Regions from separate parts of the Homo sapiens genome. Here all the other regions are linked to region 2. A link is an interaction called in ENCODE POLR2A ChIA-PET data of the cell type or tissue named here. Cell type or tissue: OCI-LY7. All regions are shown on one strand.

Region 1 (8,000 bases), 68 kb after region 2:
AGTAAATATATTGTTGATAGGAAGTGCCAGATTTCTCACTCTTGGGGAAATAGATTACAAATAATCAAAGAGGAAATTCTAGAATGAACACTGTGTTATTGGGTTGGCTTTGGAGGCATCAGCATTAATCCATTTTTAACATATATACAAATTGGTATGTTCTCAATTGTGTCCTCCCAAAATTTATAGGTTGAAAGCCTAATCCCCCGTGTGACTGTGTATTTGGAGTTAGGGCCTATAAGGAGGTAATTCAAGTTAAATGAGATCTTCAGGGTGGACCTTAATCCAGTATGACTGGTCTCCTTATAAGGAGAGGAAGTAATCAAGAAGGCAAGTGCACAGAACAAAGGCCAAGTGAGGACCCAAGGGGAAGGCAGCCTTTTGAAAGCCAAGCAGAAGGCTTGAAGAGAAACCAAACCAACCGATGCCTTGATCTTGGACATCGGGCCTCCAGAACTGTGAGAAATAAATTTCTCTTGTTTAAGATGCCCAATCTGGCATTTTGTTATGGCAATCATAGCCAACCAAGATACAAACAAACACAAAGATATAGAAAAATCTATGTATATATTTAGGTTAGTATACACACATACATTTCCTTGTGGGTCTGCTGAGGGACCTTAGAAGCAGTGGCACCAATTCAGCAATGAGCACACCTAACTCCCAAGTCTTGGTTCCTAAGTACCATTCTCCAATGAAAGAAACCAGAGATTTTGGGGAAAGCAATTGATTCCAGGGCTGGGGCAGGGAAAATACAAGAGGATCCTAGAGTATCTTAAGGCACCAGAAAGTAAGGAAGTGCTAAAGAAAAAAATTGAAAAAGATAGGACACATCAAATGGAAGAAGAAGTCAACCTGGAAGAGCTCTCAAAGAGCAAAGTCAGAACATATGAGCAACAAAATATATTATGAGAGGAATGGATTTCAATCCAGAAAATAAAACAAATATCCATGAGTGAGTCCATACTGATGTTGATAGATTATTAAATAAATAAATAAATAGAGAGAAGGAACAACTCTTCCTTAGAAAGGAATTCCATTACTGAATGTAAAAGGAATTAGTGCAAGCACTCCTAGACCACCACAGTAATTATTGCTTAAGGTAAAATCCACCACTGAATGTTAAAACCAATGAGCAAAAGAGTAAGAAGAAAGAGGATATTTGTGTAGCTTCCAAGTATCTCCCCTCAAAATGCTTTTTAATTGCAAAATATCTTCTCCCAACTTCTTATTAACTGCAAAAGAAAAAATAGCAACTTTACAGTGGCCTCTGGCCAAAAGCAGTTTGATGAAGTGATCAAGGTTAACATCATAATACTAAGATCAATGTCATGTACCCTGATATGGTTTGGCTGTGTCCCCACCCAAATCTCATCTTGAATTGTAGCTCCCACAATTCCCGCGTGTCATGAGAGAGACCTGGTGGGAGATAATTGAATTTTGGGGGCAGGTCTTTCCTATGCTGTTCTCATGGTACTGAATAAGTCTCATAAGAAGTGATGGCTTTATAAAGGGATTTCCTTGCACAAATTCTCTGATCTGCCACCATGTAGGATGTGTCTTTTGCCTTCCACCATGGTTGTGAGGCCTCCCCAGCCATGTGGAACTGTGAAGCCATTAAACCTCTTTTTCTTTATAAATTCCCCAGTCTTGGGTATGCCTTTATCAGCAACATGAAAATGGGCTAATACATACCCCCCAGCATGAGTGCTGCACATCACCTCTGTGCTGTTCTGCAAAATATGTAACTTTAATCATGAGAAAACACCAAACAAACCCAAATACCCTATAAGGTATTATCTGGCCGATGCGTTTCAAAAATATCAAGGTCTTGAAAGAGAAGAAACGACTGAGGAACTAGCATAGACTAAGGAGACTAAGGACACCTGACAATTAAATGCAGGGATTGGACCTTGGACCAGAATGAAAACCAATGTAGAAAAACTAATGAAATCTGAGTACTATCCAGTTAAATGCATTGTATGAATACTAAATTTTGATCATGGCACCATGGTTATAAAATATGGTAACATTAGGGGAAGCTGGGTGAAGTGTATGCCTGAACTATCTGTCCCGTCTTTGCAACTCTTCCTCCTGAGATGAAAGGAAGAGAAATAACAGGCAAAACTGAATCTTTTAAACTTGGAAAGAAGGAAGAGAGTTATGGAAATCAGTTAATTGGTATTATTAGTGAACAACCTTCACTACCACCTAAAGTGAATGGAAAATCGATCTATTTCATAGGACATGTTGATAGAAACTCAACCAGCAAACATGAGATTAGAAGTTAAACAATGCAAGTGAGCTCTAGCCCGGCCCTGTGGCTCTCCCTGCAAAGTCTGATCAATTACTTAATGTTGCTGGGACTCAGCTTTTTCACATGAGGCTCAGTTTTCACCACATTAAAGATGGTGATAACACTAATGATATCCCTTAGGGAAACAACATATTTAAGCTGTGCCATGGAAAAAGAGGTAATTTCTGTTTGCGATTCTGTTTCTTCATCTGGAAAATTGAGCACAGGTTTCTCTCAGGTCCTGTCTAGTTACATGTACCTCTAAGTGCTCCATAAAATATATTATATAAATGTTGTAAACCTAGATGATGGGTTGATAGGTGCAGCAAACCACCACAGCACATGTACACCTAGGTAACAAACCTGTGTGTTCTGCACACGTATCCCAGAACTTAAAGTAAAATAATAAATAAATAAATGTTGTAATAGAAGAACAAGATCAGATTTTCTATATTCACTCATATCTTTCTTTGACGAAAGTAAAATGTGAGCTTTTTTATGTCCATGGGTGGCTTTTCAATAGCACATGTATTAAAACTTAAGTAAAATTTACTCTAAAGATAAATATGAGAGGTGGAAGGGGACAATTCCCTTTACAAAAGCATTTTTGATTTATAAAGTTTTTAAAATGCTGAACCATGATATTTGTATAACTGTTTTCCAAAGGCAAAAAATGTAACTTAATTGTGATATAACCAATTATTAATTGATGCCACTGATATACTTGATATCAGCTGCATCACTAATGTCAGCTGTGTACCCATGGAACACACATATGGTAAATCTGTATATCTGCATCTGTGTGTGTATATTCAAACAAGTAACTGTGGGATGGAGGTTATTTTATATGTTAGAATATCATATTAAAAATGTGCCTGGAAAATAACCCACTCCTTAGCTCTGACTCACATCATTGTTGATCTTGGTGGGTGCCACTGTCCTACCCAGCAGTTGCAAGGGAGCTGAAGTGAGAGGGCCTAAACACCAGCAATGTGTTCCCTTCATTTCTGTCCCCACTGGGGCAGGCAGGAAATGCCAGCCTCCTCACAGGAAAGCCTGTTGTGGTGAGATTTCCCGATTTACTATATAAATGCAAGAAAGCCAGATACAGGAGGAGATAAGTGCTCAAGGTTGTGAGTGCTTATCATCTCATGGGGTTCTGGGCCCCACAGTCATGGCCAGTTTCTCTTGTAGGGATGCAGGCCAAAATTCAGTTTGGTTCCAAGTGGAAAGAACTGTGCAACTGAAATATGCCAGTCATCAGACGACAACCATTCCAAACAACTTGCTGGCTATTCACCCTGAGTGATATCCTTTCTTTAGCAAATTAAGAGAACTTCACTCTTTGCCTTGACTGCACATCGGGCTTACCTGATGCTGGGGTTGTAAAAAAGATTGCGGTGTCTGGTTCTCTAAGCTAATAGCTGAAGTCATGATACCTACTCGACTGTTGCCTCTGTTGACCTGTGACATTTTCAGTAGGAACACTCTTCTTGGCTCTGATGTTTTACTACTGATGACACTTAAGTAAAACATTTAGTGGAATGAAAAGGATAGAGACCTCAAAAGAACAAGACAGTCAAGCGAGTGGCAAGCTGAGAGAATAAAGGACATGTTGAATTAGCTCAATTTTTAATCAAGCACGCTCTAGGAGCTACCCAGGCCAACTCACTCTCTGGTCAGAGCTTGGGGAGGGGAGTGGTAAGGGTTGGTGAAGGAGAAGACTATTTCTTCAGGGTCCACTTCACTCTACGCCTCCTCTTCTAGTCAATTTCTGTAAAGTAGAACCCCTGATAATTATCACCTAAAGAAGCAGCTTCAGGATGTATATAGACAGGGAACTATAATTTCCTACTCTTTCTGTCTCCACATTACCAATCACTTTGAAGCAATGAAAATTTCAGAGTCAAATACTCAGCTCGTCTGTGTGTCTAATCTTTTAAAAAGAGAAAATAGGATTTGGATAAACATCTATGCCCCTCTTTCCCTCCAACAAAAATCTAGGAGAAACTTCAGCTCACAAAATCTGATTTTAAAACACACTAAGAAAATAAAAACATGTCCTTTACATTTGATCTCTTATCTAGGGAAGCCAGGTTCCCTCAGAGGGACTCTCAAGGCTGTGAGTCCCCAGTGTTTATTGTGTTTAGTGGGCCACATTGTTTCGTGTTCAGCTGTGAAATGCATTGAAGTACTACTGAGTGGTCATGCTGTCTCTCTGGGACCCCACTGTCCCCTGTCTGTCAAAGTTGAGGGTAATAATAATAATCAAACATCAGACATCAGACCAATATTTAATCAGACAAGTATTTATGCAGCATCTTTTCTCTCTAGAAGTTAGAAGCACTTGACCAAACATATCTCAGTTCTCCAAAGACTGTCCTTAAGCACTAGTGCACTAGCATTAGGGATATCATGTATACCTTCTCATTCAACTATCTCCTCATGCTTCACCCCACTCCTACCAGCCCCATTAAGAAATATACCTAAAACCTTTATGTCAAATGTAATTGGCATTGGTGCAGCTTGACTTCTAGCAAGCTTTCTTTCTTTCTTTCTTTCTTTCTTTCTTTCTTTCTTTCTTTCCTTCTTTCTTCTTTCTTTCTTTCTTCTTTCTCTCTCTCTCTTTTTTTTAAATTAAGGTCAGAAAGAAAGGAAGAGGAAAAAGATAATGGCATCTATGCTCTGGTTAACGTTGTTCTCTATTAACCTCAGTGGCTACAGTATGTTTTGTATTTCTGTGGCACTTTTCTCAAAGGTGTCCCAAAGGATTTGGGGTTTTTTCCAACTAACACAATCATCTTCCACCTCAAAGTCTCAATGGGTGGACCAGTTGTCCCACTTATGCAATTATGTTTTGGATCCTTTAAAGTGGCTGATTCATTTCCCATCAAACTGTAATGTCATGCTTTTTCTACAAGGAGTCCCAAACTTTATGCTTTCTTTTAATTCTGTTCTCTTTCCTCCTTTTCAGGGTTGAGTAAGGCCAGATTGATAAAGAAAAGATAGCAATCTTTGCAAATCTTTGCCTTCTCATCAATAGCAAAGTGATATTACTCAGGTCCTTTTCACTCCTTTCTCCCCAGGACACACGAATGAATGACTGATTCCATCAGAAAAAGCATTCCACTCTTAAGAATCATACTGAAATTATTGCAAAGGATTAATTCCATAGTTTTTAAACAGGAGCAGCAATGGAGAATATTTCCCAATAACCTGAAAAAATATATAACCATAGATGAAACTAGCAATGTGCTCCTTAGAATTATGTAATTTTAAGCTAGAATAGGCCTCAGAGATTATGTAATAAAATATAATAAATTAATTGATGTTTATGAAGAGACAAACTTGAGAAGAAAAATTTGCTAAGGGAGTTGGAGGGATGAAAATACAGTACATAAAACTTTGGTCTTAGAACTCCTCTTTGCTTTAATGCATAATCTTATTTGTCCTCCAATAACCTGACCTCTGCATCCTCAATCCTAGGGCACATTACATATGCTTGATTTATGAATGGGAGGAGGGTAAATCTGTTTGCTTGTGGGAGAACTTTTCTGCTATACCGGTATGAATGGCAGATCCCTCGCCCCAGCAGCCCCTCTTTTGCCCCTCCTGCTACCCATCCAAGGATTTTCTTCTACACCTGGGATATGTATGAGTGTGCCTCTTTCTCTCTCTCTCTCTCTCTCTCTCTGCCTGTGTGTGTGTGTGTGTTGGTACATGATGGGAATCGAAGGTCACACACATCCTGGAATCCAAAGCGACCCCTGTCTGATCATTCTTTCCATGGTCCTTGCTCTAGTTACTGCCTCTATTTCCTGAACTTATCTCGCTCACTAGATTTCCCACCCCTTCTCTCTCCCTGAAATGCCCGGGAGCTCAATCTAGGTTTGCAGCCTGTCAAGGGCTACAAGAGGATGCAGATAATGAGAGATAAGGAGGGTGACTCCCTGTTGGCTACCCTTTAAAATCTGAAATTGCTTGTTTGAAGCACAGGAAGTGGCTTTCTTCCTTCACCATCATTAAAAGCAAAAAGAATAGAAAATCCACAAAGGAGGCAGAAACTCAGGGTGGTTTTGGATTTTATGTGGAGTGAAAAGAACCATAAAGACAGGAGCACTGCTTTGCTTTATACACAAAGCCACACATGGCAAAGCAAAACAAACAAAACAAAACACATTGTGGGTTCATAATAGATACTGATCATCAGAGTAGGTTCTAGAAGGGTTGAGTGAAACGAGTCACCATTGTTTATTCCCTTTTACTTACTTGGAGAAACCAAATCATGGCAAAATATTATTCCACAGTTGTATTGGTTTACTAGAGCTGCCATACAGAGTACCATAGATTTCGTGGCTGGAGCATCAGAAATTGATTTCCTCGAAGTTCTGGAGGCTGAAAGTCCATGATCAAGTTATCAGCAAGTTGATGTCTTCTGAGGTCTCCCTTCTTGGCTAGTCGGTGGCTGCTTTTGCACTGTGTGCTCACACGGGCTTTCCTCTGTAATCGCACATGTCTGTGACCTAATCTCCTCTTCTTATAAGGACACCAGTCATAGTGGATAATGGCCCACCCTATGATCTCATTTTACCTTGTTCACCCTTTCTAAGGCCCTGTATCCCATCAGCGTCACATTCTGAAGTATTGGAGCTTAGGGCTTCAACTTGTGAATTTGGAAGTGATAAAATTCAGCCCATAGTGCCCGTCATCAGGAGCACAACCAAGACTGGAACCCAAAGTTCCTAATCCTAGAACATTAATTTGCCTTATGTTCATATCCTTTCCCCGGGCTAAATAATCTTACAGAAGTATAGCATGTTCAAATTTGAAAGTATTTCATGATGATATAATGTAGCCCTCTCATTTGCCAAAGAAGGAAGCTAAGTCCTAATTGTCTTGCTCAGAATGATGGAGTGCATGGATGATTCAGAGGGGCACTGCCCAGATATCTTCTCCTGCTCTCCTACTGGAGTGCCCTTCTTGGATTCCAATCTCTTGCTGCTGTAACCTCCACACGAGAGTCTCTTTCTACCCAGGCTCTGCATTGCAAATCTATGGCCCAGGGAAGCAGCTTGGTATAGGCTGGCGAGGGAGCATAACTGTGGGGCAAGAACCCCCTCCCCACCCCATTCTCCCTTTTGAGGGGTAAGTTGGCTTTAATGAGTCCTCCCTGCCCCCAGCTGCCTCTCTCTTGCTCCTGTTTCATGGCAGCTGTTGCCAATTTCAGCAATTTTCTTCCGGTGAATTGAAGGCTCCAGGTGACAAAGGGAGTTGGCCATATCCTCCTGGAAAATAAGATAGCCTGGGTTCCACTCTCACCCCACCCCTGACCCTGGACTGGGTGGCTAGGGCTCACTTTCCCAGTGAGCATGTCACAACCCTTCCCATCACCACCCCCCACCACATACACACACACAGCAGGCTTCCAGGTGTATGTCCATTTCTTAAACCCTGTTTGAAAGGAACTTCAGATTCTTCCTCAGTTCATTCTCAGCTCATCTGTTTTCCTAAGACCACCAAGATTTTGATCATTTGCCTAACCCTTGGAATGAGCACCCATTCTGGCTTCTAAAATCACAGGAAGAATGGGAAATAGGACACACACACACACATACACACACACACACACACACATGAGTTTCGTACAAAGCCTAGGACACTGGCCTCTCCATCTGTGACCATCTCCCAGGGTGCTTGGAAGGGG
Region 2 (8,000 bases):
GGGCATGCTTTTTCTTCCTGTTTCCAAATAGCTTAGCAAGCTTAATCCATCCACACAACATGTAATAAGCTCTTCTGTGTTCCAGATATTTGATAAGAACTGAAAATAAATGATAAAGCAAGATTCTGTTCTTAAAGAGCTTATCAGAGGAGTAAGTAACAAGAAATGGTGTGAATTTTTAGCAGAAGCTTGTAAAACATCAGACGAGAAAAACACGATATGTGTGTTCTATATGGATTGGCAGGGTACATTATTTTATACCAACTCATGACGTTCCTTACCCATTTGATGTGTGTTAAATCCTAGTTCCCCAAGTCCATAAGGAGCTCCTTGAGGGCAGGATCAAGACTCATGTTTATTTGTTCAACGATACCTCACCCAGCATTAAGCACATCAAAAGTTGTTCACTAATCTGGACAAGTTCTTCCCCTATCTGGACATGTGGTAGAATCCCACTCCCTGCCCTGTTGAAATTGGGAGTGGTCCTAGGATGTGCTTTCACTGATGAAATTCGAACAGGGTCACTTGGCAGAAAATTAGAGGACCACTGAAGAGTTTCGGCCTTTCTGTTTGTCTCTCTGGCACGTGTCAGGTGACAGCTGCTTATCAGCTAGGGCCCGGAGTAACTCTGATACCATGGAACAAAACCCCCTGCCAGCCCAGTGTTCATGCAGCATGAGTAAGATGTGTTGCTTCAAGCCACTGAGGTTTGGCTCTTGTTACCACAGTGTAACCTAGTCCAGTCTGCCTGGTACAGAAGTGTTCCACAAATATTTGCTGATCTCTGTACTGATGCCTCGATTATAGCAGATAGGTAAGGAAGTAAATAAAGTAAGTTGGTAGCAGCCCTAGGAAAGTCTACCTCCACTGGAAAAATACTTTCCCAGCTCTTTCTAATATGCCGTTGTTCATATTTCTAGCAAAGCACCACAAGAGGCCATTGACATTCCATCTCTTTCAGCATTTCTTCCACTTTGAGGCTGCTTTGTGGCTGCTCAAACTCAGATTTAAGTTTGCTGTGAACCTTAGCAGTGAATGCCTCTATCTTTGCCTCAAGACTTTTGTAGTCAGAATAGGCAATGCAATAAGTAGTCCTAGATAGAGAATGGTAGACAATTTAGGGAAGAGTTAAATGAGAGATTGTCTGAAAAAGTGTGCGAAGATTGGAAAGGAAAAGTTCCACCGAGACAGAGCTTCCCAGGGATTGCAGTCAAAAACCACTAGGAAATTGAGATAGATGGTGATGCCTTTAGGAGCTTGGCCTCTGGCATCAGGCAAACCCGACCTTGAATCCCAGCTATTCACTCACCTACTGAGTGACTGAGCAATTTACTGAACCTTTCTAACCAATTCAGTTTCCTCATCTGTCAAACAAGAGTAAGGATTGAGCTCAGCTCTTAGGGCCATTGACCACATAGGAAAGTAATTTTCCTTAATAATAAGGACACATTTTTATATTATGTGCTTTTAAAAGGAGCCTTAAATAAAGAGAAGTGAGATCATTTTCCAGTGCACTTAGCATAGTAACGACAACATAGAAAGCGTTAAAAAAAATGACAGCTTAAGAAAGCAAAGGATGTGGAAACACTCACTGAAGGGCCATGGAACATGAAAGAGGGCTCTGCCTGGGCTCAGCTTCCAGGAAACTCTCAAACTCTTGCCCAGAGCATCGTGATGTAGCCATTGGAACCTCACGCAGGCGATGATGATCCTTTTACCAGATATCAGAACTTACCTAACCTTCAGCCACTTAAAAATGCTCTCTGGAAAGTATTCAACAAGGGCTTGAGAAACCAAGGAGACCCTGATGGAGGAGATGTCAAATAACGTGAGAGCCTTGTTCTGTCTAAGCTAATTTCCGGCACTTTCCAGAGAGTTAGAAGTGATTGGTCTTCGGTCTGCTCAGCTGACTTTGAAGCATTGGCCAAAGGGCTCGGGACAAGCAGGGAGAAGCTGGAAGTCGTCTATTGCCTCCACCTGGGACTGCCTCAATGTCCTTTTGTTCCAGCTGGATGTAGCCCCAGAAATAGCAGTAAAGGAAAAACATGTGATTTGAGTTTCCCCATCTCCCTTTTCTGTGCCCTCTCCCTTACCAGGGGATTTTTCCTGTGCCCAGGCACCCCATGTTTCTTGAAGTTCTGCCCCAGAGACAATTATTCCCTCCAGTGGAGTGGAGAAAACAAGAGACTTGGAATTAAAAGACACATACCCAAATCTGGATGCTTTCACATGCCAGTTCTTATCTGATTGCCCCTGAGCCTCAGTTTCCTGGAAATAGCAGTAACCACCCCACAGTAGGTAATTATTTTATTATATTATAGTACTTTAACAGATTTGGGTTTGATTTGAACAGCAGAGATAAGAAGAATTAATTTCTGCTCTTGTAGATGAAGCGAAATTTTTCAACCAGGTAAAATTCCCTAACTTGCTCACTCCATTAATTCCTCCAACCATCCATTCACTCAATAAACATGTATTCTGAGCCTACTATTGTGTTAAGTAGCACTAATTGACGAGAGCTGAAAGAGAATTCAGACCTTGGGAATGAGGCTGACAGAGAAACAGATGGTAAAGCAGGAGAGTGGCTGCGGTGTTTAAAGCAGCCCAGCAGATAAGGAAGGGAAGCATAGTGCACCCTAGAGAGCTCAGGAAGAGCATCCTGAGTGAGGAAATGCCTACCCTTAGTGTGAAGTGACGGCTTAGAGTGTAATAGGTAAAAAAAAGGCAGAGGGAAAAGAAGGCAAGGATGAGGCCGGGAGCGGTGGCTCATGCTTGTAATCCCAGCAGGTTGGGAGGCTGAGGCAGGCGGATGACTGAGGTCAAGAGTTAGAGACCAGCTTGGCCAAGGTGGTGAAACCCTGTCTCTACTAAAAATACAAAAATTAGCTGGGCGTGGTGGCATGTGCCTGTAATACCAGCTACTCAGGAGGCTGAGGCAGGAGAATCGCTTGAACCCGGGAGTCGGAGGTTGCAGTGAGCCAAGATTGCGCCACTGCACTCCAGCCAGGTGACAGAGTGAGGCTCTGTCTCAAAAAAAAAAAAAAAAAAAAAAAAAAAAAATTAAATAAATAAATAAATAATGAAGGTCAGGATGAGCTGAGAGGAAAAAAGTTAATTCAGGCAAAGAGAGGCAAGAAAGTAGAGTAAGAAAAAACAGCATTTCTGTGCTGCTAGAACATCAGAAGGTGGAAAATGATGAAAAACATAGATTTTCCTGGCACCCAAGAAACCCTCATTTTAGAAAGAGAACTCTAAAGTCAACCCCTCCTCCCAGAACTACCTCTGCAACTATCTGATCCTCCAAAGATTCCCAGGTATGTTTAATTCATGCTGAAAATGCAAGGAAAAATAAAATGTGATCGTCAAAATGTTCAAAGCTCCCTCCAAGTCTCTCTCCCATTTTCTGTCCCTTTTGTGAGCACCATCCCCCCAATGGTAGGAAGCATTTGTCTAAAAATAGCCCTTCTAAAAGACCCAATCTTTTCTGAGTTTCATAAAACATCTGCTGAACAGTTTCCTATAACTGTTTTTGGCCATTAAATCAAAGCTGGCAAAAACAATGTTCTGTTTCTGCCTTTAAAGCACAGAATCGCCATCAGGCCTTCCTCTCAGACCCAGACGACAATGGGGCCAGAAATAGCCACGGGAGGCTTTGAAACACCTAAAGGCCCGGGTCCAAGCACAGAGTTACTAGTGTCTTGTTTTTCTCTCTTTTAAAGTGGCTGTTCGTCTCCCAAGTACAGAAGAGAAACTTAGATAGGCCTAGCCTCCTGGGAGACGCTCTGCTCCCCCATGCAAATTACCACCTGCAGTGGTGGGGCGGTGTGGTTTGTGCAGCTCAGGGCTGGCAGAGAGCAGAGACCGGTAGAAGTCTCGTCCTACGTTGGCAGGGGCAGCCACACATGTGGAGTGGGCGTGGGGGTGGGCTGGCATCTGGCTGTATGGTTGCGCCTTCTCTATGTTGTGTCTATGCTGTTCACTGGGCTCCTATTTGCTCAGGTGGCACAGAACATGGGGGTTTGCAGCAACCTGTGCAAGTCCAGGGGAAAACTCACAGACACAAGGTCGAAAGATCTAGTAGGTTCTGTCCAGACTGTGCTTCCCACTAGCTGAGTGTCTTTGGCAAGACGTTTTATCTCTCTGACCCTGTCTGGGCTGCAGGCATCAGTGCAAAAACTGCTGGGCCTTGTATACCGCAGGAGGAAGCCAGGGCTTGGTATGATGCAGACAGAGGAACTGCTCAGGGCCAGGCAGTCAGGCACTAAGAGCAGCTCAGTGCTGGAGGTCGGCCGAGGGGCACGCAAGTCAATGACAGTGCTGGAACTGAGACCTCTGTCCGTGTGTACAAGACCCAGTCAGGGGCTGAAGACACATGAAACTGGATCCAGCCCCTGGAAGAAAAGAGGCTTTAGAATGCCTGCTTTCTCTAGGATAAGACTTCAGTCTGTACAGTGAACTTGAGGATTAGGTCAAAAACACCAAGGCAACCTCTTGATGCCAAGGAGTAAGAGGCCAGCACGACAGGTGAAGGGACACACGACTGAGAGATTCCAGAGCACAGGGAGTGTATCTGTGGTGCATATCTATAGGTCTCACATGGCACATGCTTTGGGTCCCAGGACTTCATACTGTCTTAAAATGGGTGACGGGGACAAAGTCATCAAACATTCAATGCCGTTGTCAGAGCTGGCTCAGAATGGAGATGAACCCACCTGTAAGCAAGGTGTGAGCAGACGGGGATGAGAGCAGCTAAGAGTGCAAGGGTGGAAGAGGGCTGGACGCAATGCACTGTGGCCCTCCTCCCCGGTCAGCTCTCCAGGCTTCTGTGCACTCTCTCCCAATTTGTACAGAATGGTCCTCACAGGCTTTGGTAGAAACTGGTTTCCATGTTCCATGTCCGTCATAATCTGTGATAGACTCATAAAACAATGGAGGATGGTCCCTGTAATCTGTGGATACAGTTAGGTGGATACCAGGTCTATAATTGCAAGAGCAAAATGAGGAGTGGGAGTGAACATGTCCTTCTCGTTGTGGATTTTCTCTGAACATAGCCAAGTAATGATCATGACAAGAGAGATGTTCACTCATTTTCTCTTTTTCTTTCCTACCTCCTTCTCTCCCTCTGTCTTTTCCTTTCATCCCTCCGTCCCCCCCCTCCCTTCCCTTCTTCCTTCCTTCCTTCCTTTCTCTATCTCATGCCAGTTTGTATTAGTAGCACTCTGAGAAGAGTTTAATTTAAAGAAAAAAAGATTAATATTTTACCCAAAACAGCAAAGCCAAAAAACTGTTAAGGTAAAGAAAAATATACTAACAGTGAAAAAAACCTTCACTTAACGCTACTGCTACCAGAAGACATGGTGCAAATTTGCTCAAAAAGGCATCATCTAGGAGATGCACGCAACATCTGAGCAAAGGATGCAAAGCCTGCCAACATTTTAGCTTGTTTGTGAAATTATTTCTGCACACTTGTCACTTTTTGAAGCAAAATGTGAGGTCTATTTATAGATCTATATTTATTTGATAGAATAGCATTGAATGGGCTGCTTTAGGGATTGCCTGTTGCAAATTAACTCCGTGTGTGTGTGTGTGTGTGTGTGTGTGTGTGTGTGTGCGTGTGTGTGAACTTGGGATGCAGTAATGAATAGCTTGGGCTGTGCTCATAGCTCCTGCGTTCCCACCCCATTCAAAACCTACCCCTCACTCTTTCCTGGCAGCCACGCACAGACTCCCAGACCAGAGCTTGGACCTGCATAGTGCCTCAGATGAGCACAGCATGTCAGCTACTAGTATAAGCAAAAGCTCAGCCAGGAAGAGGAAAGGAATGGGGCATCAGGTGGGCCAAAATGCTTGCATCCAATATTGTAACTGGGGGGAAAGTTTCACAGATGACCATTTTAAAATGAATTCAGTCAGTTTGCCATTTGGTTCTCATCCTGCCTATCCAGGGAGATGAAAGATCAGCCCCCAGTTTTCAAATATTATATTGGACCATGCAATAACAACAAAGTTGAGTAAGACTCTGGGTTTGCCCAACTTCTGGTCCCAGGCTCCTGTCCCAGCCAGCCCTCCTGCCCAGCCTCTCTATGCTGCTGTGCTCCAGCAAGCATAGCTGTGGCTGTGATGTGCACAAGACACACGTGGAGTGGTCCCTGAACCCCAGGAAGCAGACCAAGCTTCCCTGGCAAGGGCCTGCTGCTGCTCTTGCCGTGCTGTGGCTAGGCAGCTGGAACAGCAGGCACAGCTGGGTCTGGCAGTGGGCTCTGGGCATGGTGTTCATCTTCACCTGTCCTTCATCGGCAGGTTCAGGGCACTTTGCATTTGGCCTGGGAGTGCAGCCCGCTGGGTCCTCCCCAACTGCTTTTAGGGAGCCCTCTTTTTGCTTCTGCTTCACCCTTCCCTTCCTGTAGAAAAGACCAGTCCATTCCTTGGGGGAGGCAGACATGACCAAGACACCTGCTGTGGGTAGGAAGGAAAGGGGAGGACGGTTGGGCCGTCTCAGCTGTGCCCATGGTGGGCTTGCGTGACTGAGTGAGACCACGGCAGCTGTGAGTCCTGGATAGGGATGGGTTCTAGATTCAGAGGGGGCTCAGGTGGCTGTGGGTGCCATGCAATATTAAAATTCACCCAAGCCCTCATGCTGTGTGTGCAAAGGGGCAGGACTTTGGACCCCTCATTCTCTTGGAAGCAATGGAGCTTGTAGGGCTGAGAGGGCAGCAGGCAGCCTGAGACCTCACAGTAATGGGCATCGGGCCCTCCAGAGCAGGCTTCTGTCTGGGCTTAAATCTAGGGATAAGGAGAGAAGGCAGCCACGGACAGCACTCCATAGAGGGGAGGCAGCCTTCTGCACAGTGCAGTGCTGGAGCAAGAGCACAGAGCCTCATGCGTGCGTGCACACACACTCGCTTCCTCACTCACACCCCCCAGTCAGACAGCCCCAGCCTCCAGGCTGGCTCCTCCACCTCGCTTTGTGTCTAAGGGGAAATTGCTCAGCCTCTCTGAGCCTCAGATTCTTTCAACAACAACAATAGCTACAAAAATAGGCATTTAAATAATACTCATTTTACAGGATGGCTGTGATCATCAAATACAAGAGTATATATAAAGTGCTTCCCAGTTAGTGAACAAATATTTACTTAATTCATGTCTATTCCGTGCAGGTCTATGCCAAGCACTAGGAAGACCCTAGAGAATGAAGTAAACACTGTGACTGGGGGTGCGGGTGTAGGAGACGGACAATAAACACGTGAGCATGAGGCAAATGTGCATTCACAAGTGCTGATGACGACCTCTGAAAGATGGTGCTGGGACAGAGCAGTAGGGTGGCAGAGGGGGGGCCGGCTCTGCCCAGGACCGTCCTTGAGGAAGGGACATTTGGGTCACAACCTGAGGGTGACAAAGGGGACAGCTGTCAAAAGTGGCAGTGCTGTGTCCACTCCAGAGCACCTGCCATGTGTCACAAGGCTCTTGAGACTCAAAGTAGAGCTTGCGACCTGGTGAGGGAAGACAGACGACAAACCATGAGCAAAAGAAACTGCAATGGGCATTGAGTAGGGTCCTGGAGTTGGGCAGATGGGAGTTGGGAGGGGCGGAGGAGCATGCTGCCACCTCACAGAGTGGTCAAGGCAGGCATATTGAAGAGCTGGTATTTGAGAAAAGATTTGAAGACGGGGAGGAAAGAAGAGAATCATGGTCTCTCTGCTCTGGCTTCTTTGGAGGACACGCAGCTGACAGGAAAGCAGGAATAGCATCAAGAAGGTATTGAGAAGGGCGACAGAGCCACTGCAGAACTCCCAGGGAGGCAGAGCCGGGGCTCATCCTGGCAGGGGGGCCATGAGGAGCCAGAAGCCGCTGGCTGCCCCAGAGAGTTGTAAGCAGATCCAACAGGCTTCGCTGACGAATGTGAGTTGTGAGAAACAGAGAGGTGTGGAGCACCACCGCAGGGGCGTTGGCCTCAGAAACTGGGAGCCTGGAAGGGAAATTGCAGAGCAGGAGAGGACTGT
Region 3 (8,000 bases), 120 kb after region 2:
GCATTTGACCTTGAAACATTTCTAATATCAGAACACAAAGTTCATTCATGTTGCCAGAGCTAGCCAACTGAGTTAGCAAGGGAAGTTTCAGGAAACAGAAAAGTCGAAAATCTTGAAATCTGGATTCTTTCTGTTCTCAAGTCCCACTCTGATTTGTATATTATCACCACCTTGACTATGCCTACCTTGTATTGTGCATTTGTTAAGTGTGTACTGTGTTAAAAACTTTACTTATATCCTCTCATTCCATCCTCACAACCCTATTTTACAGATGAAAACTGGAATCTCAAAGAGGTTTCCTAATTGGCTGAGGTCACCCAGACTGCGGGTGTAGGCCACACGTTTACGCTCACCTTTGTGGGTCAGCCTCTCAGTAGCTGCGCTGCTCATCCTATTCATTTCTGTGCTTACTCAATAGGGAGAAGAGCTGGGTAAGGAGCAAATCGGTGCTACTAAAGTCAGGCTCAGTATCAAGAACATGCATTCTATTCTAGAATGCTGATAAATACACTGGCAGTCCCAGAAAGTCACTTCCAAAGCAGTAAAGAAGGGCTCTGGAACAGACACATGTTTTCATTTCTTTTTGAAGGCTTCCCTTTGAGAACAAAGGTGGTCTGTGGTGCTGGGCCCTTCAAGCCCTGACACCCACTCCTTTTGTCTCTGCCTCTTGGGATCTTGGGAGAGCTACACCAAGGGCTGCGTGATGGATACACCACGAAGGGGTGTATTTATTTATTTGCCAGGGAAATGTATTAGGGAGAAGCAAAGACTAATTAATGATTTTCAAGGGAAACTCAATCTATGGAATGAATGGTTTTCCCAATGGGCTGTATTTAGAGGCTCACAGAAATCCTGCATGCTTCCATTGCCGTTTCCCATCCTTTCTTAGCCTTTGCTGAATGTGTCCGGAAATCTTTTGCAAAAGAAAAGGCACCAGTCTGTTTGCCTTGAAAATGAAGAAACCAAAAGGTGTAACATCCTTCTTCCTTCTCAGGTGGAGTAGTTAATTTTACAAGTGCTTCGAGAGGTCCTGAGGAAAAGGCACATGCCATCATGTCCTCTCCCCGTGAAAGAAGTTCATAATAATCTGTGCAAAACAGCACCTTTGGATAAGTTCAATGTGGCTATATATAGACGCTTGGCCGTTTCCTGTTGCTCTTGCAGCTTGCACAGGTTTGAAGGTAGGGTGAGGCTGTGACCATAAGCCACACGGTGACATGTACATTAGCCATGCCCTCTGCTTCCTGTGCTGCTTATGACCTGGGCTGGACTAACCCCAGCACTGCTCAGGGGCAGGGAGCCCTTAGGACCTAAATGTGGGGGGGTTGGTGAGTTTGCTCTCATCTTCTCTGAGCACAGGTTGCCTGGCTGCAGATAGATGGTGCAAAACACACCAGCGAGCCAGTGTGCTTGTCTAACGGTCTGCTCGTGTAACTTTTGCACCACAAAACAAGAGGTCAAGTATGAAAGGGTGGTTAACAAATTGAGCAGCCCTTTTTTTTTTCTGTTAAAGGGGCCGTGTCAGAAAAAACAAACAAAAAACAAAAACAAAACAAAAAACAAAAATAAAACAAAAAACAAACAAAAAAACCCTTCCTGAGTGAACTTGCATGAAAAATCATTTGGCAAAACCCAAAGTTCATAGCCATGTGCTGAAAAGCCATCATGCTAGAAACGGTCATCGTGATTTGACCTCAGAACCGTCTCCTATTTTAAGATTTCAAAATGCTTAAGTAGATGGGGCGCAGCGGCTCAGGCCTGTAATCCAGCACTTTGGGAGGCGGAGGCGGGCAAATCACTTGAGGTCAGGAGTTCGAGATCAGCCTGGCCAACATGGCAAAACCTTGTCTCTAATAAAAATACAAAAATTAGCTTAGTGTGGTGGCACACGCCTGTAATTCCAGCCACTTCGGAGGCTGAGGCAGGAGAATCACTTCGAACCGGGAGGCGGAGGTTGCAGTGAGCCGAGATCGTGCCACTGTGCTCCAGGCTGGTGGACAGAGCGAGACTCCATCTCAAAAAAAAAAAGAAAAGAAAAGAAAAGAAACAAAAATTGCTTAACTAGACATGTCATGCAATTTTGGAGAAGAGATGAGTGGTAAATGTGACTCCAGCTTTACTAAACAGTGAAATAAATTAAGGCACCAAAGCATGCTGAGCCTTGTCTAAAATCCTATAGCAGAAGAGGCCAGAAAAAAATTCACTGGTTCCCTTCTTTCTCCATCCATTCAGCCAATCAGTACCAGATTATTCTCCAGCTATCTTCCCCCCTTCTCATCTAGGACATCTAAGGTAGAACCGTGCATCTTAAAAAAGCTTTTCAGGAAATTCTGATGGGCAGACAGAACCAACGTGAGTCTATGTCATTTTGACTCTCATGTTCTATATGGGCTGCTAAATAAAAACTTTGAAAGTCTTTCATGTGACAAATAGTTTTGGAGTGCATACTCTGCCAGGCATTGTGCTAAGTCCTTGGGGACACAGGTGAACAAAACAGAGGAAGACCCTGCCTCCATTGAGTGTAGTCCAATGGGAGAGCGACACAAATCACACTTTTGCATAGGTGAATATCTAATTATACATGTGGTAGGTATTATGAAGAAAAACTAGAGTGCTCTGAGAAAGACGTTAAGGCCGGATAGATACAAGCCTGGGATTGGAGAAGTCAAGGAAAGCCCCACTTTTTTACATGACATTTACACAAAAATGATTAAGATGAGAGGAATATGCTTCGTTGCTTCCAACACATAACCAAAGCAAGTTATGATTCTAAAAAACCAACTAGTTACCAAAAAAGAAAGAAAAAAGTAAATGATCTCTTGGGCTTGACATGCCCTTGTTTTGCCCAGAGAAGCACACTTCCTTTTACAATTGTTTGGGAGGTTTGTGGCAGAGAAAGAGAGGAAAAATCAGATCTAGAGAAGTAGAGTCCTTCAGCGACTTGCAATAGTGGCTCTTACTAAAGCATCTCATTGCTTCTCAAATGTGTCCAAGGGATGCTCAAAGCTGCTTTCTCAAAACAGGATTCTGTGTTCAACTGAGTGTGGGAAATTCAAAGGAACTTAAACAAGTCTCTTTGCATCAGGACTTATCAGAGCCTTGAATATACTAATGGAGATCCTGAAGCTCCAAGGGAAAGGGCCGCACAATGCAGTCTGCAGCGTTTTCCAATCAAATTTGATTGCAAGAGGTTTTTTTTTTTCACTGAGTACCTAACTCAGTGGCTCTGAAACTTACATCTGCACAAAATTCCCTTGGGGAGTGTAAAGAATGCTGATTCCTCGGCTCCAGCTCCAGAGATTCTAATTCACTGGATCTGGAATGGTCCCGGGAATCTTCATTTTTAACAACACTTCAAGTGATTTTGAGGCAGCAAGTCCAGGATCCACACTAGGAGAAAAACTAGTAGGATTAGTGTCCTGCTGGTGTCCCGGAAGCATCTCAGTAGCTCTACACACTCCGCCATTCAAGCTTTCTCAGCTTCCCCTCACTCTTTAGAACCTGGCTGATGCTGAGTGAACACGGTCAAGTTAGTGGGCCAGAGTAGATAAAAATAATGGAAACATGCAAAGTGAGTCACAGACAGCAAATCCAACCATTGCCTAGAATTTGTTGGGTGTCACAGGTCAAGCTACAAAGATCACATTCGCCATTTGGACTCAGTTGGCAGGAATGTTATGCATGTGTGATATAAGATGCTGTGCGCTGAAAGTCCCTGAAGCTGTGCAAATACTGGATCCAGCAGAAGTTTTCTCTGTTGTGCCCATCTGCCTTTGTCTAATTAGCCAAGGGTCACTTTGGCTGCCTCCCTTCCTTTCACATGGAGCAAAGGTACCCAGAGAGGCACATGTTGATGCATTCATATGCAAAGAAGTTCTTGTCTTTCTCTCTCTCAAGTCATTGTTCAGTGAGGAGTCAGCTCCCACATGCTCCTCCTATCTGGGCTGCAATCAGCACAGTGAGGAGAGGAGCGACAGAGCACATGATTATGACCGGGGCTTGCTGCTGAGCTGCAGGGGTTCAGAGTACTGCTACCTGTGCAATGGCAGCTTCCCCAGAGCGCCCAGGGGCTCCGAGGCCACAGACAGAAAATATCTTTGCTACCACGTGCTGAAAAATATCCCCAAAACCATTTGCCAAAGATTTGACTTGGTTAAAAGCGAGGTGGAGAGGGGTGGTTAAACAGGGGAAGCTATAGAAAGGAAAATGCGAGAAAAAGATGTTTTGCATATTAAACAGCCCTGCTTTGTCCTCCAATTCAGCCAAAACGTTTGGAGGAGGCTGCGCTGTCCACGTCCACAGTGCTCTGAACGTGCCTCATCTGATCTTGGAAGCTAAGCAGGATCGAGCTGAGTACTCAGATGGAAGAAGGCTATTCTCGTGCGTGTGCAGAGACCAAGATCATAGGGAAAAGCATGTCTAAGGTTGGGTTTTGTGTACAAATATTGTATAGGAACATAATTCAACCTGTTTAAAACAGGAGGATGATTGTGGCTGAAACCACGGTGGGAGGAAGGAACATGTTACATTTCTTCAAAGATAACTGCAGATCGAATGCCTTCATCCTTGTGACCCGCGCTGCCTGCACTGTGGTGTGTTTTGCTTGGTTTGCACCAATGCCCTGGCTGGCGGTCACTTGCTCTTGGTGGCCAGTTTCATTTCCTGGTTTTGAGAAAATGTCAGGGAGGCCTGTTGCTTGGGCATACTGTCACTGAGGGAAGTGTGCAGTTTTAAAATGTCAAAGCCAGCAGGCTCATGTCCAGTGCATGCCATCAATCAGCAAATGTCCCTGGACCCCTAATGAGCCCACTGAAAGTTCAAACGGTAAATAACGAACAGATAAAGATCTTGCCCTAAAATCGCCTACCATCTAACCAAAGGGGCAAGATCAAAAGGGAAAGAAAAATAGTATCAATATGGAAAAATAAATGTACTAATTGCTGTAGTGTTTGTGGGCAAAGAATGCAGCTGAGAAAGTGCAGCCTCGTGGAAAGGGCCCCACGGAAGGGAGTCCAGAGGGTTGGCCTCACACTCTTCCCCTTCCCGCTTTATGACCACGAACGTAGTCCTTCAGAACCTTTGTTTCTTCATCAGCAAAGTGGGGGAGGGGAATAATCCTGCCTTCTTCTCCAGTTTATTAGAGTAATTAAATAAGATTATAGATGTGGGAAGGCTCCTATTAAGATCAATGTCTTAAACTATAAAATAATCTACAATTTTCCTTGTCATTATTATTACTGATAACAACAAAATGAGGGGAAATAAGTCTAGAAAATGCATCATCTGCCTGTTCCATTAAAAAGAGACAGAGGCAGAGATGGAGCTGGACACAAGAATTCAACCAGCCTAGGACTTTGTTCTGGCACCTCAGTGTATATTTAAAGTCCTGTATAATAACATAGAAGTAATCATGGTTATCGCTTATTTGTATTGATGGATTTAAGGTGGGCTTTTTATTTCTAAGGTTTGGATACATCTAAGAAAATAGCATACTTCCTAAGATACCATTTGATTTTAATTTTCAGAGAGCTGATCACCAATTTGGGAGAACTTTGTGACTGTATGTTTGGTATAATTCCTTTAGAGATCAATTTGATGATGGAGAAATAATCCTCACATTATCCACATTATCAGATGTCTAGATAAGATAGGAAAGGTAACTTTATCACAGCTGTGTGACCCATGATGGCCTAGGTAGCTGAGTGAACCAGAAGTCTGAACTTGGAAACTAAGTTGTAAAGTTCTTATGAACTTCCTAGGGCTTCCTGAGCCTCCCCCCACCTTTAGATGCCAAGTCTCTTTGCAAATTCATATCATTCCTGCAAACAGAAAATAGTATTTAGAATAATAAGATGTTTTTCAAATTTTCCTTCAAGGGTCCTATGAGCTGGCCTGATAAATTGTTTAACTTTGAAGGGAATTTTGAACAAATAGGACAAGACAATCGAAACACGTATCTAGAATTAGGACATGGTTGATCCCGAAGTTCTTAAATACTGAAACCTCCTTGTGGTATGCAGAGGCCAAATTGATCATCTTTAGGCAGAGATTCCTTAGACATGATCGATGAGGCTATCCATCTAGCGTAACACTGAGACTTTCTTGTGTAAACCCCTCACACCCACTAAACAGGAAATGCAAGCTACTAGAGCTGAACATTCAACCACCCCCTAAGTCCCCACCCTCCACCCCCGCCCAGCATAAGAACATTATTCTTTGCTTTCCTTTCCGAAGAGCTGTAGGCATTCATTCATATATGCAGAGCAATCAGACATCATTAGACAAAGAACACCTGATAATAATTCTCACATTTTGGAATCTTAAGAAACTTCCAATGAAAGGGGTGATACGAGTTGGTAAGCCACAGCTTTTGGCGGTAGCATGAGCCCTCTGGCTTCTGAAACCCTAGAGGCCACAGATAAGATACACTCTTGTAGCAGGCTTGTCATACTTGAAATTCTAACTGGTAGCTTGATATCCTGAGTTGCTTTCTCACTTGAGCAACTTTGGTTGAGAATGTAGGAACCTGGAAAGATTTCTTGAGACATGCTCATTTTAGACACACCCAGAAACATGCCAGGTACAGATGACAATTTCCACTATAGGTAAAACATCTCAAAACAGAAGCCTAAGCTGACAGTGGACCAATAACTGCATTGTTTATTGGTTTCCCAAGGCAAATGTTCAGCAAATTCTGTATATATAATCAACAGAAAATTTTGTTCAGATTCTAGAAAAGATAGCTGCTGTTTTGTATATGTGTGTACTTTCTGCTATAGTAGTATTTGCATAAGTTAAATATTTTCAGTGCAATTTTTATTAGTTTTCAAAATGCACTTTTGTGGGTATCTGTGTGTATGCAGGTGTGTGGGGAGAACCATGAACAAGACAAAGACCCCTTGTCACTGAGGGCAGAGCCTGACTCAGCATCCCAATACAGCCCCTGGTTTGCATTCTTCCCAAAGGAGGCACATTCTAACAAACAAACAACCATGCCAAGCCTCCGACCACAAACCCAACCAAACATTTTCAAAAAGATGTATATATTTCTGTGAAAGAATATGGATATCTTTCAGTGCTCAAGAGGCAGTATTCTGCAGTAGATCTAACTCAAGTGGATAGGGACTTCGGAAAGCCCTTTTTCAAACTGAGTTTGTTGAATCCAGCTAGCTACATGGAAGGGATGGCAGGGCTCAGTGGGAGCAGGACACAGTAGGGGAGGCCAGGGTGCAAGCTCATCCACTCCCTCATCTGTAAAATGGGTTAGTTCCCTGACCACCTCACCACACTATTGTCAGGCCTCCTTCACTGGGAGCTGAAAAAGACAAACGCTGAAGCAGAAAGGAGGGTTTTTACAAACAAGGCTTGAATGATAGACACATATGGGGCATGCGTCTCCCATCACAGCCCCCACCACACCGGAACACGAGCTCTGTTCAACATGGTCCTCCTCTCTAATGTCTATGAGTTCTAGAACTTGAACAAATCTTTGTCAAGAATGTAGTCCAGCTCTGTCTCCAAACCATGAACTCATCTGTGAACAAGACATTTCTATTTTCCTTTATCTTTAAAAATTTATTTTAAATGAAATAAATGATGCATGAATGTATTCTGTAGAAAATTTAAATAGAGATCGAGGAAAAGCCCTCTTGCCTCAGGGTACCCCATAATCTCACTTCCCATCCTAGAAATGGCCATCCAGGGCTTATTGAGGTACCTAAGATAGCTTATGTGAATGATGTCACTTTTAGCCTTAGGAAATGTTCTTTTGGGCTCAGTTCCAGTTACTTTTGTTGTGAGGTTCTTGTGGAAGGTTCACTTTCTATCTACCTGCAGACAAATGCTCGGAGCTTATGATATATAACATCAAGGGCTTGCTTGGCTGTCAGAAGTAGGATTGCTTAATCAAAACCTGTGTGGAAATAGCCTGTTATCTCTATGGACTTAAATGGTCATCAGCAGTTCCCCAAATTCAAGACTCCCATGACAATACCATTGAG

Evidence for each region. Peaks named below come from ENCODE experiments on the same cell type or tissue, not always from the same donor. Only the 100,000 strongest peaks of a DNase experiment are listed, where the experiment ranks them.
Region 1: POLR2A ChIA-PET joins it to region 2 with 8 read pairs; 5 of 35 experiments call an interaction of 5 or more read pairs at or near these places.
Region 3: POLR2A ChIA-PET joins it to region 2 with 5 read pairs; 2 of 35 experiments call an interaction of 5 or more read pairs at or near these places.

What each region holds. Positions count from the first base shown.
Region 1 is chr11:128,674,879-128,682,878 of GRCh38, forward strand. It overlaps LOC101929538 (a long non-coding RNA gene), which reads right to left. Exons shown (of 2, transcript NR_135072.1): 2 at 6,362-7,581. Among named protein-coding and RNA genes, the nearest start is that of FLI1, 15 kb to the right of the region's middle. In OCI-LY7, no CTCF peak of the experiment used is centred here; no DNase peak of the experiment used is centred here.
Region 2 is chr11:128,607,301-128,615,300 of GRCh38, forward strand. It overlaps LOC105369568 (a long non-coding RNA gene), which reads right to left. Exons shown (of 7, transcript XR_001748441.1): 4 at 4,713-4,949; 5 at 1-99. Among named protein-coding and RNA genes, the nearest start is that of ETS1, 24 kb to the left of the region's middle. RefSeq lists a cis regulatory region at 3,120-4,769 and enhancers at 3,383-3,926, 3,387-3,506, 7,896-8,000. In OCI-LY7, no CTCF peak of the experiment used is centred here; DNase peaks (open chromatin) are centred at 2,671, 3,671, 4,191, 6,481 and 6 weaker places; H3K4me3 peaks cover 3,846 bases; H3K27ac peaks cover 6,709 bases.
Region 3 is chr11:128,729,986-128,737,985 of GRCh38, forward strand. The region is part of intron 1 of FLI1 (Fli-1 proto-oncogene, ETS transcription factor); the gene reads left to right. Among named protein-coding and RNA genes, the nearest start is that of SENCR, 38 kb to the left of the region's middle. RefSeq lists enhancers at 4,021-4,310, 4,064-4,609. In OCI-LY7, a CTCF peak has its summit at 6,386; DNase peaks (open chromatin) are centred at 1,176, 2,536, 3,936, 6,156 and 3 weaker places; H3K4me3 peaks cover 6,998 bases; H3K27ac peaks cover 7,454 bases.